Regions from separate parts of the Homo sapiens genome. Here region 1 is linked to region 2. Evidence: chromatin contacts called from ENCODE Hi-C or POLR2A ChIA-PET data. All regions are on one chromosome and are shown on one strand. Each heading gives the region's core, a stretch centred on a gene start or an enhancer-like site at or near the end of the contact. The rest is flanking DNA. Distances are from core to core; before and after follow the strand shown. Region 1 overlaps FRMD4A (FERM domain containing 4A). Region 2 overlaps OPTN (optineurin).

Region 1 (3,502 bases), core at 537-3,036, 590 kb after region 2:
CACAACAATCAAATCAACAAACAGGAGATGCTCCACCTTGCCTCCCCTTTGTAAACAGGGTAAGGTGGGCTCTGACTGAGCTGGTTTCGGGGCAGCCCCGATGGTCTGCGCCACCTCAGGGGAGCCTCCCGAGCTTGCGCTGGCTCAGTGCAGCCGTCATAACCCACCACCATGTAAAGCTGCCAACACACTCTGCCTCTCCGCATAAAAACACAGCAGGCACCCATAATGATCATCAGGATGACTGGGCCGGTTCCCTTAGGGATTTGTGTAACGCCTATGGCCAATTATATCCAAGGAGCTAATTAAAAAGCTAAAATACTTAGTTCTACCAATAATCAAAGAATGTATTAATTCATACCTATTAAATCAAGGGGTTTCTAGTGCACGTCACTTAAGCATCTTTAAAAAGCCCTGCAAACATCGTTCCTTTGATCTTTTGGCATCCCTCAAGAAGATCAAGTGGGAAATTTACTTCTTGGGTGAAACAAGGCCCAGAGAAATTAAGGAAAACTGCCTAAGGCCACACAGCAAGTAAGTGAAGGAACCAGAAATAGAAGTCAAGGGCACCTGGTCCATTACTCTAACCTCTAACTATGTTGCTTTCCCCAGGAGTCCACCAATTAGTGGGAACAGCTCTTACTGACTAATGGATGGTTAACTTTACAAGTGGAATGATTTTTACAAATGAGCTACAATATGACTGTAAGTAGAAAGTAAAAAAGCAAATCTTTTTCATCCTGCACCATGGCCTGGCTTTCCTTTTATACGGTAAATGATAACAAGTATTCTTTCCTTCTATCCTTGGAGTCCTGGCTTCCTCTAGTTTTCTATACAGCAATGCTTCAATACTCAGTAGCTTTCAATACTCAATGCTTTCCATACTCCAAAGACTAAAACACAACGACAACTGTGATGAAGGACAGCCTGGGCCAGGCATGGTAGCTCACGCTTGTAATCCCAACACTTTGGGAGGCCAAGGTTGGGGGATCACTTGAGGTCAGGAGCTCGAGACCAGCCTTGTCAACATGGTGAAATCCTATCTCTACTAAAAATTAGCCAGGTGTAGTGGCACGCGCCTGTAATCCTAACTACTCCGGAGGCTGAGGCAGGAGAATCGCTTGTACCCAGGAGACGGAGGTTGCAGTGAGCCGAGATCTTACCACTGCACTCCAGCCTGGGCAACACAGTGAGACTCCATTTCAAAAAAAAAAAAAGAGCAACAACAAAAAAAACAGCCTGGATGATCTGGACTTGCGTGAAACAAAACTTAGAGGAAACCACCAAGTAGTGGCTTCCTTGAGACTATGTCTGTCCCTGTTGTTGGGACTGGCTGATACTGGATGTGGATTCTTAGTTTCTGACCTAGACTTGCCGTGACTCCCAATGCGATCACAGGTCCTCCACTTCCCTGTTCTGGGCCTCAGTATCTTCATGTATGAAAACAGGAGGTGGGAAACACTTATCCACGGAGTGCAAACAAAAGTGGGTAATAAATACTGCCTTTGAGACCTGAATGCAACAGGGTCCACTCTAAGTACTTAATGAGCAGGGACCAGTTACTGGTTTCTATTAGATGGCCTGCTGGATTCCCACATCCTGTATTTAGCTGAAGGCTGGGGCAGAGGAAGGGGCTTTGGCTCCACTGGACTTCCTCCCCAGCCAGCATTTATGGAGAGCTGGGACTGCATGTGGAGTGGTGGGCAAGCTCCCAGGACGATGTGGAAATAGACGCTTGAGAGGAAGCTCAGTCTAGTGGCTCTGATGCTTGACTAGGACTTTGGAGAACCTCGTCTTCCCCCGCTGCCCCTGAGGCTGAGTCACCAAGCTTCTTAATGATCTCCCTATGAGTAACTTCCTGTTTCATCCAGGGGGGCTATTACACAGAATCACAGCAGCCATCTGGTCCACCTCCTCCTTGCACAGATAAAGTAACCCCAGTAGAGAGAGGTTAAGGGATTGGCAGAGGTTAAATAAGTAATTGATGATGGGACCCACATCTTGTGACTTCTGGTCCTGGGCTCTTTCTAACACACCATGAAGCTCTGACAATGAACGAGAACAAAGTTGTTTCAAGCTTCTTGTTCTGAGTCTCTATATAAGAAGAATTAGACTCATGGACAGGAATAATCTCCAAGCTCAGAAGAAAACATACAAACTGAAAAACTCACTTCCTTATTTCATTTCTGCCCTTTTTACTTTCTAGAGCAGACTGGCACTTGCAAATCTTTAGACGGATTTACATTTTCAGCAAATACAAATGAGTTGTTTCACATCTAGAGGGCTGCAGGGCAAAAGAAAGGAGTCACTGAACCCGAATCAGATGGAATTTAAAATGTGAGAGCACCCAGAAAGCTCCAAACCTGTGCTCTCAGAGGACTGGATCCCATGTGCCCTGGTAAGGTTTTGCTATTGGAGCACAGCCGGTTCTAAGGGGCAACAGAAGTAGGTATATATACACATATATATAATATATATACATATATGTAATATATATACACATATATATAATATATATACATATATGTAATATATATACACATATATATAATATATATACATATATGTAATATATATACATATATAATATATACATATATGTAATATATATACATATATAATATATACATATATGTAATACACACACATATATAATATATACATATATGTAATATACATATATAATATACATATATAATATACATATATAAAATATACATATATATATATATATATATATATATATATATAAAATATACTTTTTTTTTGAGACACAGTCTCACTCTATCCTCCAGGCTGGAGTGCAGTGGCACGTTCTCAGCTCACTGCAACCTCTGCTGCCTCCCGGGTTCAAGTGATTCTCTTGTCTCAGCCTCCCAAGTAGCTGGGATTACAGGCTCCCACCAACATGCCCAGTTAATTTTTGTATTTTTAGTAGAGACGGGGTTTCATCATGTTGGCCAGGCTGGTCTCGAACTCCTGACCTCAGGTGATCCACTCGCCTTGGCTTCCTAAAGTGCTAGGATTATAGGTGTGAGCCAACATCCTGGCCCAGGTATATGTTTTTAGTGGGTTGAAATCATATGTCAGAGGTTTTTTTTTTTCTATCAGTTTTTTAGGCATTCAATATATTTTACTTTTTACAAAAAAAGAAGACAGAGGCAAGGCCCTTGGGTTTCAGGCAGCATTGAATTCCCATTCCCTTTCCAACCATTCATGTAGTAGTCTTCTACTTTGTACTGGACTGTTCTCATAGGCAAGAGGAAACACATGGTGCCTAATACATGTTTATATTTGTAGCGAGCTTACAATCTACTTGGGAAGACAAGACATACATAAAGTAGCTGTATTCATGCTACAGGAACCCATGATTCCTATAGCCAGAGATGGAAACCATCTCTGGTTTCTGTACCAGGCTTTACAAACTCTATAGAAGTGCCGCACTGCAGGCTGGGCATGGTGGCTCATGCCTGTAATCCCAGCACTTTGGGAGGCAGAGGTG
Region 2 (3,631 bases), core at 1-2,500:
CGCCTTGGCCTCCCAAAGCGCTGGGATTACAGGCATGAGCCACCGCGCCCGGCCAGGATCTCTTATCTCACAGACGGATAAGAGATCCATCTTTTTTTTTTTTTTGAGATGGAGTTTTTTTTTTTTTTTTTTTTTTTTGAGATGGAGTTTCACTCTGCCACTGAGGCTGGAGTGAAGTGGCGCAATCTCAGCTCACTGCAACGTCTGCCTCCCGGGTACAAGCAGTTCTCCTGCCTCAGCCTTCCGAGTAGCTGGGAATACAGGTGGCCGCCACCACGCCCAGCTAACTTTTTGTGTTTTTAATAGAGACAGGGTTTCACTGTGTTGACCAGGCTGGTCTCGAACTCCTGACCTCAGGTGATCCTCTGGTCTCAGCCTCCCAAAGCGCTGGGATTACAGGCGTGAGCCACTGCGCCCAGCTATCTCATAGATTTGTAAAACCTTCTTTGTATAACTTGATGAATGTGCATATAGAATGACTTACAAAACGTGAAAAAAATTGTCTTCCGTTATGTTTCTAAGCCCTTGTATAAGGAAGAAAGTAAGTATTAGATAATATTCTTTCGTCAAACACAGTAATTGGCATAAACGAAAGTAATTCCCTTTTTTGGTTAACAATTCTTCACGTTTCCCCCAAATTGCTTTTGTCATATTTAAAGACGTTCCTGGAAGTAGTGGGAAATAAAAAAGCCCTGGTTGAAATATCAAAGCCACTTCCTCATCATTCATATCCAGATGCAAAGACCGCTTCCTCTTTTAAGCCACATGGCTATTTTTAAAATAACAGCTCTGTACCATTTGTGAGTATCGTAATTAGTTTGAGATTGATTTCCAGGTTTGGAGTTGAAGCTTCAGAGTCCTGGAAACCGGGATTTAATCCTGGCTGTTTATTAGCTATGCGAACCTGAGTCGGTGACTGAAAGAGTAGCTGCCGTTAGCATCATCATAGTCATCCCTCATGTTTTGTAACAGTGATCATGATTCTGTTTGTCACTGATATGTCTCTTGATTTAGTCAGATTTTGAAATCGAGAAAAATACTTGACATATCAACAGAGCCTCCATTTCTCTGCTCTCATTATTTGAAACCACAAGTGAAAAAGGTTTTCTCCCCTTGACTTAAGCTGTGATGGTCTCTGTTAACTTGGAGAAAGGCCAGTGGTCTGTACAATGTGCCTTTATCTTTTGTCTGACTGCAGTCCCCTTTGAGACTAGATCTCTGGAAAGCTTGGCACCTTCAGCCACGGCTGCCTCTGCTGAACTGTTCCGTGAGTTTTGTGGTGTGGTGTGAGGTACACAGTGACTGTTTGGAGGACGTGGGTGTGTGCATTGTAAGCTGGCCTCTCCAGAGCCTCACTGAGTCTCCACACCTTCCCTAGGAAGCATGGAGGAGCTTGGCACTGGGGGTCCCAGGACCAGCTGTGCTTGTTCACTAGTTGAGAATTAGTTGGAGAATGTTCTGGAAAGCAGTTCCTTTAAGCTGGTCCCAGTTATATTGGGTTACTCTCTTCTTAGTCTTTGGAATTTTTCTGATGAAAACCTTTTAACCTTTATACTGAACAGGGCATTGTCTAAATATAGGAGCAGATCTGCAGATGGGGCCAAGAATTACTTCGAACATGAGGAGTTAACTGTGAGCCAGCTCCTGCTGTGCCTAAGGGAAGGGAATCAGAAGGTGGAGAGACTTGAAGTTGCACTCAAGGAGGCCAAAGAAAGGTATGAAATAGGTTAACTTGAAATATGTGTTTTTTTAAAACAGCTTTCCTGAGATATAATTAAGATACCATACAGTTCACCCATTTAAAGTATACATTTCAGTGTTTTTTAGAATATTCCAGGATTGTGCAACCACTGTTACTACAATATAATTTTAGAACATTTTTTCCCCCAAACAGCACTCACTGTCTGCTCCTCCAAGCAATGTGCTTTCTGTCTCTATAGATTTGGCCATTCTAGACATTTCATATAAATGGAATTATACAGTCTGTGGTTTTTTGTGACTGGCTTCTTTCACGTAGCATAATGTTTTTGAGGTTCATCTACAACGTAGCATGTATCAGTACTTCCTTTTCCTTGCTGAATAACCTTCCATTGTCTATATATACAACATTTTGTTTATTCATTCATCAGTTGATAAACATTAGAGTTGTTGCCACTTTTTACCTATTAGGAATAATGCTGCTATGAACAGTGTGTACAAGTTTTTACTGGGATATGTGTTTTTAATTCTCTGGGGTATATCGTTATGGGTGGAATTGCTGGGTCATACGGTATCGCTATTTCATATTCTAAGGAACCAGCAAATCATTTTCCAAAGCAGCTGCGCCATTTTGCATTCCCACCAGCAGTGCATGAGCATTCCACTTTCTCCACGTCCATACCAACACTTGTTTCTTACTGTTTTCACTTTGACTTCAGCCATCCTAGTGGATGTGAATTGGTATCTCATAGTTCTGATTTGTATTTCCCTAGTGACAGCGATGTTGAGCATCTTTTCATGTTGACCGTTTGTTTGATTTGGAGAAAAGTCTATTCAGAGCCTTTGCCCATTTTTAAAAATTGGGTTATTTGTCTTTTTATGTTGAATTATAAGAGTTCATTTTACATTCTGGATACAAGACCCTTATTAAATATATGATCTGCAACTATTTTCTTTCTTTTTTTTTTTTTTTTTTTGAGACGGAGTCTCGTTCTGTCACCCAGGCTGGAGTGCAGTGGCGCAATCTCGGCTCACTGCAAGCTCCGCCTCCCGGGTTCACGCCATTCTCCTGCCTCAGTCTCCCGAGTAGCCGGGACTACAGGCGCCCGCCACCACGCCCGGCTAATTTTTTTTTTTTGTATTTTTAGTAGAGACGGGGTTTCACCATGTTAGCCAGGATGGTCTCGATCTCCTGACCTCGTGATCTGCCCGCCTCAGCCTCCCAAAGCGCTGGGATTACAGGCGTGAGCCACCGCGCCCGGCTGATCTGCAACTATTTTCTCCCATTCTGTGGATCGTCTTTTCCCTTGATGGTATCATTTGCAGCACATTTGTTTTTATTTTGATGTAATACAGTTTATCTCCTTTTTCTTTTGTCACCTGTGCTTTTGATGTCCCATCTGAGAAACCGTTGCCTAACCCAAGGTCACAAAGATTTACTCCTATGTTTTTCTCCTAAGAATTTTGTAGTTTTGGCCTGGCGCGGTGGCCAAAATTACAGTTGGCCACCGCACTCCAGCCTGGGTGACAGAGTGAGACTCTGTCTCAAAAAAAAAAAAAAAAGAATTTTGTAGTTTCATCTCTGACATTTAAGCCTGTGGTCCATTTTGAGTTTGTTTCTGTGTATGTTGTGATATAGGAGTTCAACTTCATTAGACTCTCAGTTCTGTTTCATTGATCTATGTTTGTCCTTACGCCAGTACCACAATGTCTTGAGTACTATAGCTTTGTAGTAAGTTTTGAAATCAGGAAGTGTATTAGCCCGTTTTCATACTTATATGAAGAACCGCCTGAGACTGGGTAATTTATAAAAGAAAGAGGTTTAACTGACTCACAGTTCAGCATGGCTAGGGAGGCCTTGGGAAACCTAACAAATCCTGGCGGAAAGCGAAGGGGAAGCAAGGCACCTTCTTCACAAGGTGGCAGAAAGGAG

Evidence for each region. Hi-C counts contacts between places; a loop is a spot of excess contacts on that map. ChIA-PET counts read pairs that join two places held with the same protein, here RNA polymerase II (POLR2A). Pooled maps may share reads with other maps.
Region 1: a map with no recorded cell type shows a loop between it and region 2 (8-fold over the local background). The contact joins two enhancer-like sites. A Hi-C loop is called at or near these places in 1 of 37 single-sample maps with no recorded cell type and 2 of 50 pooled maps. POLR2A ChIA-PET finds 5 or more read pairs at or near these places in 1 of 52 experiments (T-cell).

Annotation. Positions count from the first base shown.
Region 1 is chr10:13,711,310-13,714,811 of GRCh38, forward strand. The region is part of intron 12 of FRMD4A (FERM domain containing 4A); the gene reads right to left. LOC105376426 (a long non-coding RNA gene) reads left to right here. Exons shown (of 4, transcript XR_001747371.2): 2 at 613-705. Among named protein-coding and RNA genes, the nearest start is that of PRPF18, 130 kb to the left of the region's middle. RefSeq lists enhancers at 395-1,261, 1,262-2,126. Within about 2 kb of position 1,787, at least 13 of the 41 ENCODE cell types and tissues checked have a DNase peak (open chromatin) inside an H3K27ac peak, as active enhancers do.
Region 2 is chr10:13,117,326-13,120,956 of GRCh38, forward strand. It overlaps OPTN (optineurin), which reads left to right. Exons shown (of 15, transcript NM_001008212.2): 7 at 1,563-1,715. Among named protein-coding and RNA genes, the nearest start is that of OPTN, 19 kb to the left of the region's middle. Within about 2 kb of position 1,251, at least 2 of the 41 ENCODE cell types and tissues checked have a DNase peak (open chromatin) inside an H3K27ac peak, as active enhancers do.